4 separate regions of the Homo sapiens genome follow, and regions 1, 2 and 4 are each linked to region 3. The links are chromatin contacts, found by Hi-C in ENCODE. All regions are on one chromosome and are shown on one strand. The core of a region is the stretch at or near the end of the contact, and the rest is flanking DNA. Distances in the headings are between cores, read along the strand shown.

Evidence for each region. A loop is a pair of places that touch in the nucleus more often than their neighbours do. Pooled maps may share reads with other maps.
Region 1: a loop to region 3 is called in a map of gastrocnemius medialis, with 2.7 times the contacts of the local background. The contact joins the promoter of CACNB3 here to the promoter of ZNF641 in region 3. A Hi-C loop is called at or near these places in 1 of 168 maps with a recorded cell type or tissue (gastrocnemius medialis), 1 of 37 single-sample maps with no recorded cell type and 5 of 50 pooled maps.
Region 2: a loop to region 3 is called in a map of naive thymus-derived CD4-positive, alpha-beta T cell, with 2.8 times the contacts of the local background. The contact joins the promoter of VDR here to the promoter of ZNF641 in region 3. A Hi-C loop is called at or near these places in 1 of 168 maps with a recorded cell type or tissue (naive thymus-derived CD4-positive, alpha-beta T cell), 1 of 37 single-sample maps with no recorded cell type and 8 of 50 pooled maps.
Region 4: a pooled map shows a loop between it and region 3 (2.0-fold over the local background). The contact joins the promoter of COL2A1 here to the promoter of ZNF641 in region 3. A Hi-C loop is called at or near these places in 1 of 37 single-sample maps with no recorded cell type and 7 of 50 pooled maps.

Annotation. Positions count from the first base shown.
Region 1 is chr12:48,816,657-48,820,179 of GRCh38, forward strand. It overlaps CACNB3 (calcium voltage-gated channel auxiliary subunit beta 3), which reads left to right and starts at 1,840. Exons shown (of 13, transcript NM_000725.4): 1 at 1,840-2,318. The coding sequence starts at 2,274. LOC101927241 (a long non-coding RNA gene) reads right to left here and starts at 276. Exons shown (of 3, transcript XR_245978.4): 1 at 104-276. RefSeq lists a silencer at 1,638-2,107.
Region 2 is chr12:47,903,340-47,906,954 of GRCh38, forward strand. It overlaps VDR (vitamin D receptor), which reads right to left and starts at 1,655. Exons shown (of 10, transcript NM_000376.3): 1 at 1,616-1,655. RefSeq lists an enhancer at 65-264 and a silencer at 1,648-1,777.
Region 3 is chr12:48,348,759-48,352,436 of GRCh38, forward strand. ZNF641 (zinc finger protein 641) reads right to left here and starts at 2,161. Exons shown (of 6, transcript NM_001172681.2): 1 at 2,028-2,161. RefSeq lists enhancers at 1,672-1,741, 2,180-2,916 and silencers at 1,882-2,311, 2,592-2,671.
Region 4 is chr12:48,003,052-48,006,415 of GRCh38, forward strand. COL2A1 (collagen type II alpha 1 chain) reads right to left here and starts at 1,425. Exons shown (of 54, transcript NM_001844.5): 1 at 1,186-1,425. The coding sequence starts at 1,270.

The DNA.
Region 1 (3,523 bases), core at 590-3,089, 470 kb after region 3:
GGCATGGCAACACATGCCTCAGGAGCAGACTTAGACAACCTTGTCGCAGGAGATTACAAGGAGTGTGAGGAAGGAGTGCTGCCGATGGCAGATCCGCTGTTACCTACAGCCCCAGGACCTTCTGTGGGTGGAGAGAGTCCCAAAAGGAGAGGCCAGGAGAGTGGATGCAGGGATGGGAAGAGAAACAGCTGCCTCCACCACTGCTTTCTTCACTAGAGCCATCTCCCAGGAGAAGAGCACCTTGAGGGTCTTACTCTTTGACACCTCTCCAGGCCCCTGAAAGAAGGAATTGAAGAGAAAGGATGAAAGAGGGGGATACAAGGAATACTGCGTAACTGGGTGAGGGCACAAAAGTGGGCAGTGTCTGGGAACTTCCAATACAGAAGAATCCAGTATATGACCAAACCCCAGTTGGTGCTGGACTCAGGAGAGGAGACAGTCCCTTCAGCCACAGGGGCTGCAACAAAGTTGTTTGTCAAACCCAGCATGAGGAAGGTGCTGGGCAGGGCTGCTCTGGGCCACCCACAGTAGACAGACTAAAGATGTCAGTCTGAAGATGCAGCTCTTCTTTGTCTTGCCAAGATAACACCGATAAGTGACCCAGGTGGGAAGCCACTTGGTTTGGGTGGGCTTTCTCTCTCCCATGCACAGTGCTTTCTACCATAGATCTTACTAAGCCATGTCAGAGTTTTGGATTTCTGATTCTCCTCAAGCCAAGGAGGGATGAGCAGATTGCTGAACTCCCGGGTGTGAGAAATTGGGAAGGAAAAGGACTGAGCTCAGGGCCAAGAGCATGGGCACCAGGAGGCCTCCAAGTGTAACCCCTGTCTACGCACATCCTCCTCGTGGGGCACAAAGGTAGGCAGTCAAAAATCAAAGAAGGAATTTTGCTCAGGAGATGAAAAAAGGAAAGAGCTCAAATGGGTGGATCTTTGGGGAAAGTTTCCTCAAGATAAGGGCTGCGGCTCTCTTACCCCAAATCTCAATGCTCCTGTAAAGGAGACTGAGTGGTGCAGAGTGGTACAAGCCCTTCTGCTAAGGGGAGAATCTGGCCTTACCCTAGTGACTCCGAGGAGACTGGCCCTTTCCTCTCCCAACCCGAGTGTAGCCAGGATCCCACCCACAACTATCCCCCTACCTCCACCCTCTGGCTTCTTTCCCCTTCCCTTTAGGCTCACCTAAAACAGCCCCTTTCTGCCCCAGTTCCCACGGATGCCTTGGCACTGTCTGGCACAATCCTTGGCAGGGAAGTGGGGAAGGGAACCCCCATCCTGGCAGGACTAAGACAAAATCTATCCGTGCAACAGGTGTGGGGAGGCCTACCCAGCTCACGGAAAGTTCCCCCCTTCTCAAGGGTTGGGCAACACCGCCTTTGCCGCAGCGTCCCCGTACTGAGGGGGCCGGGCACCTGTTGGGGCAGGAGCTGCCGTCCTGTCATTAGCCTGGGGGCACCAAGCCCATTCCTCCCCGGGACCACTGCGGGGTTTGCTTTCGGAGCCTCCGGGACGCACGGGCCCAGACCCGCCCTGCTGTCGCCTGGGACCCCTCCCCCGTCTGCCGCTCGTTCCCGCGCCTCTTCTGTCTCCCACGGTCTCCCCATTTTCCTGTCCTCTCCGTCCTCCCTCTGCCTCTCTCTCTCCGGTTTCCTCGACACCTGCGCCCTCTCCAGTCTCCGCCCGGGTCGCGTCTCCCTCGCGGTCTCAGCGCCCCCTCCCTCCCCCGCCGCAGCCCTTTGTTTCCCGGCGGAGTAGTTCCTGGGTTGCCGAGCGTCTCTGTCTCCGCATCTCTCCTCGCCCCGCCTCCTCCCTGCCTGGATCCGCCCTGCCCGCAGCCTCTCCTCCCCTTCCTCCCCGCCGCCACGGCCCCGTAGGTGCTCGGGGACCCACCTTCCACCTAGCACGGGTTCGTTCCCCTCTCCCGGCCTGGCCCGGGCTCCCCGGTGGCCGCCGCCCCCTCGCCGCCCCCGCCTTCTCCCGGGGAGGGGGTCAGGTGGGCGGGCACTATTGTTGTAGGAGCCGGCGCCAGATTCCTCAGCCGCGCTCGGGGTGGGACCGGCTGGGTTTGGGGGGGTGGGGTGGGGGGAGCGGTGATCTGAGCTCCGAGCAGCTGGTCTTCGCGGCTCGCTCCCTCCTTCGCGCTCTCTCGCTCCCTGCCGCCGCCCGCAGGGCTGCGGGGCTCGGTGGCATCTCCCGGGCGCGGCCCGCAGTCCTTGCCCCTGCCTCCGGGCCGCTCCCGCCCCCGGCGCCGCTCGCTCCCCCGACCCGGACTCCCCCATGTATGACGACTCCTACGTGCCCGGGTTTGAGGACTCGGAGGCGGTGAGTGCCCACGATGAGGGTGGGGGCGGGGAAGTTGGGGTGACACCTCCTCTCCCTTCAACCCTTTCCCCGGTTCAGGACTTTGAAAAACGCCTCAGTGGCAGGGCAGGGTTTGTAGGGGGGCGCTCTAAGAACGTGGGGAGATGGATTTTCATGCCAAGCGTTCCCCAGCGACCCAGACTCAGACCCTGGGGCATCGGGTGTGTGCAGAGAGGGGGCAGTATAGGGGAAGGGCTCAAGCAGGTGGCTCCACGGCCCAGGAAAGAGGGGTGGGAGAAGGCAGGGCTGGAGGCCGAGGGCACAGAGGCTCTGGAGAGGGAACACGCCATGTCTGGAGTTCCAAATTCTGGATTTCTGGGGTCTGAACACAACAGCTAGGAGAGCCGCCGAGGTGGTTGGGGAGGCAGACATTCTAGACCTCTTGTGCCTCAAGCAAACGACACATCAGGGAGCTGAGAGGACATCAGGGAGCCAGGGGCCAACCTCTTCAGACAGACGGATCCTAAAACTTGAGGAGCTCCATTATTCCCTTCCACCCCCTCCATCTCTGCGCATTGCCTCATCTCCTCACCCTTTCTCTAGCCCAGTTTCTCTCCCAGGCTGAAACCTGGGCGCCCAGCACATGGGTAGGCCAGGTGACTGAGCCCCATCTATTCCACAGCCCCCTGCTGAGGCTTCCTCTGCAGCGGGCATCCTGAGCTCTTGCCCAGCATGGAGGGCCTGGAGGTGAGGCCAGAGGAGCTGAGGGCCTGGGGATGGAGAGGAAGCGCTTTGCTCAGAGAAACAGGCAACCGATAAATATTTAATTCTCCTCTTTGCTTTTATCTCCTGACCCACTGAGACAAATCAGCTCATTAAGCAGTGATTCCCGGAGCTCAGACAGCAGGGAGAGTGCCTGGAAAGATGGGGCAAGAATGCGGAGCAGCTTCTCAGCCCCTTGGAGCTGACAACTTTCCCTCAAATGTCCTGTAAGAAGGCCTCCTTAGGAGTGGACCACTAGATGGCTTGGAAGGGGCCCCAATAGGTTGGAGCACCCCTGGGTCGGAAAGAGGAGTTCATGTTCAAGTCTTCTCCCATCACTTACTGCCAGGCCCAGGATAGATGAATGCTGATGTTCAGAATAGGCAACTGTCCTTTTCTGGGACTGGTCTCCTTCTGGGCCCAATTCTCCATGGGGCCTCTGGGGCTAATTACATTGCCGCTAG
Region 2 (3,615 bases), core at 405-2,904, 450 kb before region 3:
AGAGGCTGCTGAGTGGGGGCCACGGACTCTGCAGGGAGGGCTACTTCTGTTCAACGATCTCTAGCACCCAAAACAAAAGCCAGGGAGAAATGTGCAGTCTTACTACCTTCTGGTCTGGCTGCATGCCAGCCCTGAGACTGTTTCAGAAAGACTCACAGTTCCCTCCAGCACTTGGACAGGGAAGGGACGGCAGGTCTCTCAACACACAACACTCTTAGTCCATAGAATTGAGGCTCCAATGTTCAGATAACCCATTTCTACCTCAGCAAATCACCCTCACTCCCTAGCCTGAGTTAAAGCCTTCTTTGCCAACACCATGACTTCTCTGGCCCCAGACTTTCCTAATTTCTTTTGCTCACCCCCTTCACTAGCAGAGATGGGCTGCTAATGAGACCACTAGGCAGAAATGGAAGGAAGGGCTGGAAAAGCCTGCAGTGCTGGGATGCACCTCCTTATCCCAGGAGAAAGATGAGATGTAGATTTATCATAAAGCCACTATCCCTTCACGGTCACCTCCTGCTAGAATCATCTCATAGCCATTCCATAAGCACTGCTGTGTTGGGTATCTGAGCCCCTGCCCATGAGGAAGACCACCTTCCAGCAGGGAGCTGGAGCAGAGCTGAACTCTGCCCAGGAGAGCTTCTGCAATGCTCAGAAAATGCCTGCCCAACTGCTTGCCTGGGCTCTGGCCCCTTTGGCTGCAACTGAGCCCAGACAGGAGGCTGACTCACTCACCGCACGCATAGAGGAGGAGGAGGAACAAGAGGAGGAGGAGGAGGAGGAGGAGAAGGAGGAGGAACTGTGAGAAGGGTCTGGGCTTGGAGACCTAAGGCTCCCCCAGCCCAGGCTAGGTCTCAGACTCTGGTCCCTGGGTGAAGAGAAGGAGGGGCAGTTGTACACTGGCCCTGGAGACCACAGGCTGTTCCCTCCTAGATACTTCTGAATCTTCCTCACCACCACCCACAGATCCAGGGCACCTCACTTTTCAAACAGAAACTACTCCTTGAGCCCCTTCCTCATTTAAATGCTTGCCCCTGAGTTCCTCTGAACATCTATTGACAGGCTGTCCTGAAAAAAAATAGGGCCAATTAGGTCTAAACTCATTGGTAGTTCAAAGAAAAGTAAAAAAAAAAAAAAAAAAAAAAAAATTACTTAAAAGACCCAACTCCACCATCACAGGTGACCATACCTGGGCCCTGTAAGACAATAAATAAGGTTACACACCCTCCACTCCAGCAGTTCTGAGCACCATCGACAGCCAATCGCTCCTTTTCTTATTCCTCCACTCCATGCCAAGGCGCCCCGACAGAAGAAGGAAACAAATACTTCTTGTTGCCCAAGTGCTAAGCACTGTGTTAGCGGAGCATTTCTCCTAAGCGCCGAGGATGTCGCTGCTCCCCTCGCCAGCCTGGCACGAACTTCAGCTTTCTCAAACCTCAGTGCCCCTTAGTGTCCCAGCCTCATGGCACGACAGCCCGGACCTCAGTAGCCAAGTTTACCGCTGAGACTTAGACTCTAATGCTCGCAGCCGGGCGCTCAGGCCCCGGTATCCCAGACGCCCCGACCCCGAGTCCCTATCCTGAGACCCCCTTTCCCGCTGCTCCCGGGTTCGCACCTGGTCCGGCCGGCGGGTGGACAAGCTGTTCCGCGCTCCCGGCGCACACGGCTCCGCTGCCGCCTTTTGACAAGCAGAGACAGCCCAGCACCTGGCCCCGCCTCTCGGTCAGGCCCCGCCCCGGCCCCGCCCCGCCCCTCCGCCCCGCCCACAGGTCCAGTCCTCTCTTGCCAGGAGCTCCGTTGGCGCTGCAACCATCTTGACTTGGAATCAACCACCCTATAGGCCACGCTGTAGCCTTAGATACTCTAACTCGTGAAATTTTCATCGACCGTCGTCCATAGGGCAAGGCACGCTTCTGCCCTCTGTGGGACAGAGTTGTCGATGATTATAGGTGCGGATACCCGCTTCAGCCTGTGTTAATCGGGGATGCAGCCCCCCACCCTTCCTGCCGTGGTTCTACCCAGCCTGCTGCGGACGCCTGAGCCAGGTGCGTCACCCCCACCTGGGCTGACCAGGCCAGGACTTCGTCGTCCGCGGGACGCTGGGGGGCGCCTGCCGACTGGCACCGGCGGCTAGCTCCGCACGAATGGGAAATCCCGGGCTCCGCTCGCCAACCTGTTACTGCTGCAGAACGCCAGGAAGCTCAGCCTGATCCCACAGATTAGGGTAAAATATCCCGGGGGGCCGAAGTGGAAACCGGAGTTGCGTCATTGCTCCCACCCGATATCACCTTGGCAGCGACCGCGGCTGACCACGTTCCCGGCCTGTCGCGAATCTCACCCAAGGGAGCTGAGTCTCAGCTTCCCTGGTCCCTGGTCCCGAGTTCCGCCTTCCCCCCCCGCCCCGTGGCATCGGCGTGAGGGGAAAAGATAAAGACTACCTCCTGAGACCTGGAATTGTGGATGGCTGCGGAAAACTCACCACAGGAAATTTTGGCTTAAAGTTATTCTCTGCTTCCCTTGACTGTGTGATAGGCACCGCTCTATCTGCTAGAGGACAGGTGAAAAAGATGGGGTTCCCTCTTCTTAGAACTCACTGTGCAGTGGGAGAATGTATAAATAAATAGTAATTACAACATAATCTTCTGGAATAGAAATGCTCACAAAATCATCCAGCAGTCGATGACCTCCTTTAGCCAGGGAAGATATTGCTATTCGCCTCTTACAGAGGAGGAAACCATGGCTCAGAGGGACAAGGTGAAAGGGTGGGAAATTGAGGCATAGAAAGTTTAAGTGATATGCCCAACATGACTCAGCTAATCAATGAAGGACTAGTGCTAGAGCCCAGCAAATCTGCTGGTGCAATGGTCTCTGAACCATTTCTGAGACAGCTATGCTGGACTACATCATAACCAGCCCCTCACAACTCAATAATAGGGTTAAAAGAAATAGACTGAGATTAAATAGAAGGAAGAACCTTCCAACAGTGAAGTTTGTTAAGCACTGCAACAGTTCATTATGGAGGTATCATGGCAACTTTCTGGGAAGACTTAAACAAAAGACAGAAGAGAGGCATAGCGTTTGATTGAACTTGGGAATGGACCATTTATTCTGAGAAACAGATGAAGTGCCCCTTTAGAGGTCCTGCCAGTCTGATGGATGGATTCTCTACCTGTAATGAAAGTAATAGGAAGGATCCCCTTGCCCAAAGCATCGTGGGAAAGCTAGCGGTGATTCTTGTGGGAAGAAAAGCATAAGAGGAAATTTCCAACCACCAATACCTTGGGACATTCTCTGCAAGTCCCATGAGCCTCTGAAAGAGGTTGAACACTCAGAAGTCACTTTTGTGGTGCTTGACTGGCCTGACATCTTGCAAATAAACCTTATCAAAAGATGGTGGAAGATGCGTACTAAGTATTCCGTAGTAACTGAGAGTTAGTCTTTTTTCACAGCCTTTGTTGGAGGAGAGGTACTTGTAATTCACATGTGTAAACTGCTTTATAATTTAAAAATTCTTTGGAATATCTTACTTGATCTTTATCATAGCCTTTTCAGACATGAAGAGTAAAAAATACCGTTCCATTGTACAACTGATGTGCAGAGTTGTCAAGGTTTCTA
Region 3 (3,678 bases), core at 911-3,410:
GACTCCAAAGTAATCCTAAGAGGTAAGAGAAATTGTTGGTCTGTGAGGAGCTGAAGTTTAATCAGGAAAAGTAAAAAGGAACAGAAAGAGTTTGAACCAGAGCTGGAAAAGGGGGGAAGAACTGCTGCTAACATGACCCAGAAGAACAAACCTGTTTATTTGTCAGGCACCAGTCAGATCTCATTAGAAAAATATATTCAGTTTGAAAGAAGCGTATGGTGAAGCCAGTGTGTGTTCATCAGAAAACATCAAAGTCAAGAAAGGGATTGGAAATACAGCCACTGGGAAAGTTAAAAATGTCGGATGTAGTTTTCTCTGTCTGGAGAAGAAGGCTGATGAATGATGCTACTAATGAATAAAAACAGAGGTCCCTTCTATCTCTATATAGGTCAAACAGAAAAAAATGGGTCTTGATTGCAAGAGAAGAGATTTAGGTTATTTTTTTTTAATTCTTAATAATCCTGCAGTGTACAATACCAGATAGTGGGCTCTTCTTTTTCTTTAGACAACTTAAGAGCAGGATGGGTCACACTTCTGTTGTGATAGGGCTTTATGGCAGAGAAATAATCTGAGACTCAGAATCTCTTTCTGTTTGGCAACATATTTTGGGTATTCTTATTCAATATCCAAACAGTCAGAGTCAGTGAAAGGCTTCCAAGAGCAGTCAGAAACTTGGTAACTATCCTGGCTTACTTACATCCTTTCAATAACACTTGCAAGAACCTTGAAGGCCAGGGTAGGTAATCACAGATGTCAAGTCGTCTATTTTCTTGCCTATTTGTCTTTGACAAAAGAGGTAGGTGGGAACCCTAAGCCCAATGCACAGGAAAAACAAATTCCCTTTTTATCTCAGAAGTCCAAAGATGGCTCAGGGCCTCATGGGAGCACCCTGGACTGATTCCCAGCCTAGGAGGTTTCCTTTTCAGAGACTTTTCATGAGAAAGGAAAATTCTTGCTAAAGCAATAAAGGGAAACTTCCATTTTAGCTCTCTTCTCTGAATTCCAGCTCTGTATCCACTTTTAACACACAGGGCACTAATTCTCCCTCTTCGTCCCATCTTTCTGGTTCTCTAGCTCCTGTGCAAATCCTCCCTGAAGGCTTTACCTCTAGCTACATATCTGGACACTTGTCTCAAACCCTTTCTCCATCTCCCCCAGGTAGCAGAGTCTCTTAATGGGAAGCCTCTTTGTGCAGAGCCCATTGGGCCAGCTGTAAGTTTTTCTATACCACTGACAGAAATCCGTGGAAGTGCTAGCAAAAATCTCAGCAAAGGATGGGATGGGTACCTGTCCTCAGCTTGCATTTCCTAAGATATTCACGCAGAGCCAGCACCTGGGCGGTTAAGGTGGTAGCCCTAACCTCGTTTCTCCTGGTTCCAGGATGATCCCATGCCCACTGCAGTGTGGGTTCTAGGGCTTTCATTTCCCCCTTTTCTTCACACATATGGGTAGCAAGGGACCTGCAAAAGGAAGTTTCTGCAGCCAGTGCTGATGAACAGAAAAGGGGCCATGTTATAAAAATGAGTAGCCCAAGGGCACACGGACGAGTTGGCTCCGTCCATCAGAGAACCCTGGCCCCTGCCACGGGTAGGGCATGGGCGGGACGGGAGCCTGCTCAGGGGTAAGGTTGCTTCTTCCCTTCTTCTTGTCACAGTGCCCCTGGAAAGGGTCAGATTTCAGAGAATCCGAGCAAGGCAGAACTGGAGCAGGGGAAGTGAGGTCAGAAAACAGGTTTCCCATGAGCTGGGGCATGAGCAAGTGAAGAGAAAGGGAGCCACGGGGTAACCTGTGCGCGAGTGACAGCGGCGGGAGCCCGCAGGGCCTGACAGTTGCGATGGGCACGGGGAGACAGGGCGAGAGGCGGGCACAGAATGTCAGCGGGGCAGACCCCCGGGAAAGGCAGCAACCCGGAAGACGCGCCGATCCTCCTCCCAGCCCCTATGGGTGACCGAGCCCCCACCAGCCGCCCCGGGAAGCCAGGCGTCCCTCCCTCCAGCCGCAGCTCCCTCCGGCCCGGCTCCACTCACCCCCGGTAGGCTTGGCCCGCGGCCCGGTGCCTCCCTCCCGGGCGCCGCCTGCCCCTCCCCTCCGCCCTCCGCTTGCGTCTGGGAGCCGGCGGCCGGCGGAGCCAGCGACAGGCGGAGACGGCGGCCCGGCAGGCGCGGGCGGGGCGGGGCGGGCACAGGAAATCCCCGCCCGCTTCCGGGGCTCTGCGGCGGCGGAGGTGCGGGGAGTGGGAGGGAGAGGAGTGGGAGGGAGAGGAGTGGGAGGGAGGGAGGGAGGGAGGGACGGGAGGGGGCGGGGCTGCGGCTCAGGCGCCCCCAAACGCGAACCCGGGACCTCCGCGCCCGCCGCTGTGGGGAGGGTGCGGCCCGAGACGCTTGGAGGGCGGCGGGCGCCGGAATCGCAGCCTGCTGTGGCCACTTGCCCGCACTCTTGCCTGACTGACCATTTTCCGCTCTGGCTACTGGGCCTCCCACGGAGTTCTGTCCTCAGGGTTCGTCAATTACCTGGAATTGCGTAACCGCCCGTTACAGGCCAGACCGAGGCCGAGAGCGATTTCTCCAGACAACAGTCTGGAATTCCTCAAGGAGCGTACCCTCTAGTTTTCACGATAGGATAAAGGGCTTGAGAGAGCACTGAGGAGGAGTCACTTATTCTGCCTGAGGGGAAGTCAGGTTGCTATCTGAAGTTGGCCTTGCGGCTGCTGTCCCATTTGCGGGAGCCGTAGCCGCAGGTGACACCTGAGCTCTCGAAATGTGGCTGGTCTGAATAGAGATGTGTTCCAAGATTTAGAAGATTTAATTTAAAAAGTGATATTTTGGGTATATTGGGTTAAATATATTAAAATTAATTTCACCTGGTTTTAACTTTTTAAATGTGGCTATAAATATGGCTTGCATTATATTTCTATTGGATAGTGCTACCTTGCAGCATTAAGATGGATTTGACTAGAAAAGATGAGAAGGGCCTACAAACAGTGAGTAAACCCATTGCTGTTAGAATCTGTTTATAACCTACAAGTCACATTCACATTCCTTATTTCATCATTACAACAATTTTCAAAAATTTTATTTAGTAGACTTAAAAAATAATTGACTCACTTAAGGTCATATGTGACAATCATTCGTTTAATGCATATTTATTTTCTACGTGTGCCAGACACTGTAACTAAATGCTGGGAGTTAAAGGATTCACAGTCTGGGGAAGCACATGTCAACAAATATTTGCAATAAAAACGTAGATTCTAAAACAGAGGAACGTACGCTGCACTTGAAGCAAAGAGAAGTGACCACGTATGGGACGGAGGTCAGAGAAGGCCCCCCACTCTGACAGAAATCGTGAGGCAGAGAAGAGTCAGGAGGGCTGTCTAATGAAAGAGGAAAATGCAGTAGACACGCAGTTGGGAAGAGTATAGAGCATATTCTAGGAGCAGATCATGGGATATGTCGGGGTAGTAGTAGAGCCAGAATTTTTATCCCGGGTCCTGGAACTAAGTCCAGGGGTTCTTTTCACTTATGCTACCACTGGTGGTAAATATAAGGTGCGTTAATTGGAGTAGGCTAGCAAAACCAGTATCTCGGGGCTTAACTCCATAAAGGCTTATGTTCATACAAGTCACAGTGTGGTAACAAGTTGGTTGGGGCCAGAGGGTGGGGTCTGTACTTCTTGAATTCA
Region 4 (3,364 bases), core at 175-2,674, 350 kb before region 3:
CAAAGACAGGGCTGGAATCCCAGCCGTCGGAAACGTGCCCAAACACGTGGAAAAAAAAATCCTCTCTACCTAATACACTTTCCAGGCTTCGTTTGTCCTGAATATAATCCCAGACAGTGGACCTTACCAAAGGAGGGGTAGAAAGGTGCAGTCCGAACAGCATTTGGACCCGACTACAAGAGCCATCTCTAACTATACCGGTTGAAATAGTTGTAGCAACCGTAGCAATCGACCAGCCTGCTCCCCTTCCCTGACACACACATACACACACACACACGCACACACACACACACCACGCAGCCTGGCTCGGTGAGTTCCAGAATTTAGAAAAGTAACTCATTGTAGTACCTCGGGGCGGCGGGGAATGGGGTAAGACCGCGGGGAAGGGGGCGCTATTTTCGGGGGCATTTGAAAAGCACGGTCTGGTTGGAATGTTATCGTCTTTCAGATGGCCTCTCCTACTGGAAGTTTCTGTACCCTTTATCAGAAGAGAGGCGCAGGCGGACGGAGGGAAGTCGAGATGAGCGCTAGGGCTGCACCTTGCTCCAGGGCCAGCTGGGAGGGGGAGGGTACCCTAAAGAGGCGCTGAGGTCTCAGAGGGCCTATCGGAAGCCGTTCTTTGTGGCCTGGGATTTCAGCCCACCAGTGTCAGAGTGTTAGTCCCCTTTGTCTAACTCTGCTTTGAGCCCACCAGCCACCAAGCCTTGGACAGGCTGTGAAGTCAACCCTTTGGCGTTTGCTTGCTCCCTCGCTCGCGCTCTCTCTTTCCTACTTCACCTAAGTTCGATGAGTTGAGATCTGTTTTTGCTGAACTCGAAGTGCTTCGAAGAGGCGAGCTGTGTGCATGTGCGCCTAATTATCAAAGCTGGTGGAAAAGAGCCCATTTATATCTGTGCGCAAACTTCTCCGAGCCAACACTTTGCAAGTTCAGTATTCTAGCGCAACGTAGGGACCTGCAAATACTTGCAACTGCGATGGGCACCGAGGACCCTGGGACAGAGTCCTTGATTGGCAGAACTCTTCTTGGTGAACTTCTGCGTGTCCTGTGCCTAAGTCGGCGCGCTACGACCCCGGGAGCCGTTTTAGCCCGGAGCCGCGGGCTCCAGAGCTGGAGCGGGCCGGGGAGAAGGATGCTGAGGGACGCATGGAAAGCAGGCAGGCAGGCAGGGGCGGGGGAAGACTTACGGACATCCTGGCCCTGACACCGAAGGACAGCGGCGACGAGCAGCGTCAGCAGCACCAGCGTCTGGGGAGCCCCGAGGCGAATCATGGCTCACCGCGGGGCCTGGCTGAGCCGGGCCCGGGCGGAGCGCAGCGAAACGGCAGGAGCACGGCGCGGGTCCGGGTCTCTACCGCGCCCTCATGCAGGAGGCCCTTGGAGCAGGAGGGGGAAGCGGGAGACCCGGCAGCCCAGCAGCGCTCTGCGTCTTCTCCCCGCCGCGGCGCCCGTTATATGCGCCCGGCCCCTTTCGAGGCTGGCGAACTCGCCCAAACCGCGGGCCGCCCCCTGCCCCCCGCTGGGCTGTAACCTGAACCGCCCGCCCCCGGAGCCCGCCTGGGCCCTGCCAGTGCCCGCACCTGCCCAAGCCGGACCCCCCTCTCTGGGAGTCACGCTTCCCGCCCTCCACCCCTAGTGCGCCGAGTGGCCTGATCGGGCGGGGCGCAGAGATGGCCCCTGCCCCCCAAACCCGGGGCTGCGGCGCTGCCCCCCTCTGACCACAGGCGGGAAGGGTGGCCTCCGGCCCCTCCCCTCGGAGTTCTGCCGGAGTTGGAGGGGAGGGGGTGTTTGCAGAGGCGCAGGCCGAGAGCCCTAGACCAAGGACGGAAAAGACATGGGAGGGAGGAGGGAAAGCGGTAGAAAGGAGCAGCGGAGGGCGAGGGGGCACCGCGTCAGGCGTTTGGGAGTGGGGACAGGGAGGAGCCCACAGAGATTCAGAGTCCTAAATCTTGGAGACAGGCTAGCTGAGCCAGATCTGAAGGGTTACCCCGACCTATCTTTTAGCCCTTCCCTGCAGTACCTGGTCCCCAGACTCCCACCTGGACGTTCACAGCGACTGCCCTCCACCCCTCCCCCATCCAGCTCTGCGTTGAAGGCTTCCTCTGGAGCACAGGCCGAAGTTGGCCTGAGCCGACAGCCAGGAAAAGAGCTGGTGTGTTACTGCACAGAAGGAGACCTGTGTGAAGGTGTGGGGGGCAGGGGCAGGCCCTGGGAAGGGGACTGAAAGAGCCACAGAGGACGGAGGGAGCCGAGACTAAACGGTGCAAGCTGCCTGCTGTGGGGGGACTGTCTAGCTCCAGGCTCAGACGTGGTGTCTGCTCTTCCTGGCTGGGGTCCGGGAGTCCCCCGGGGAGTGGGCACTGCCGGCCGTCGTAGAGCAGCTTTGGCCAGGGACGGTTGGTCACTGCTGCGGCCCTGGCCAGGGATCGGGGAGGCCGATCCAGCTGGCGAGTTCTGTGAGCCGGGGAGAAGCGCCAGAATTTCCCAGTCGGCCCCCTAGCCCTCCGCTTGCCGCCTCACCTCACCTTCCCCGGTGAGCGCCCTCTCTCACCTTAGCCAAACTGCCTTCTTCCCAGGGCTTAGCTGGTCTCTTCTCTTGGTCTCCGGTGCCTCCTTTCATACCAGGGAGGAAACGTCCCCAAACAGACCTTCCTTTTGAGCGATATGGTCCCCCAAAGAACTATAGGCAAAATGAAACTCAGAATTTGGGGTCTGACTTAACCAGAACTTCTGCCCTCCTGGGCAGTTTTGTTTCTCTGGAGCTTTCCCCCTAGAAGCTGAGAGCACTTGAAAGAAGCTACTTCTGGGCCTTAGGCTTCCACCAGGGGTCCTGGGACCCCATCCCTAGCCTATCATGCTTTGACACTTGTCCTGGTAGAGGCTGGAGTTCCAAGTGCTCTGGTTGGAAAGGGAAAGAACTCATTGTTGAAGGAAATGCTTCTAGGCTTTGTCCAGTCTGGATGGAGATGGGGAAGAATTCAACCAGTTTCCAGCATCTCCCCTACCTTCCACGGGCCTTGTCTGAGTCTCCATGCTCCCATTCAGGGGCTTGCATTAAGCTCTGGGCTCTTCCTCAGGCCCAATCTCTGCTAGAAGAAAGCTGGTCTCTTGCCATCAGTGCCCCATGTCCTCTTTGGGGCTCAGAAGGTCCTATATTCTCTACCTGGAAGATAGAATGACCAAATTCCACACATTTATCAAGACCTCCTAGGTTAAAGCCCCTCTGAGAAGCCTTCTCTGATATCTCTAGAACACAACGTCTCCCTGGCTTTCTGAATCCCCCTGGCATTTATAGCCTAAGCTACATATGTTTTTGTGTAGTTTTAATTTTTTCCCCTTATATCCATTGGTCTTTATCTCATCAAT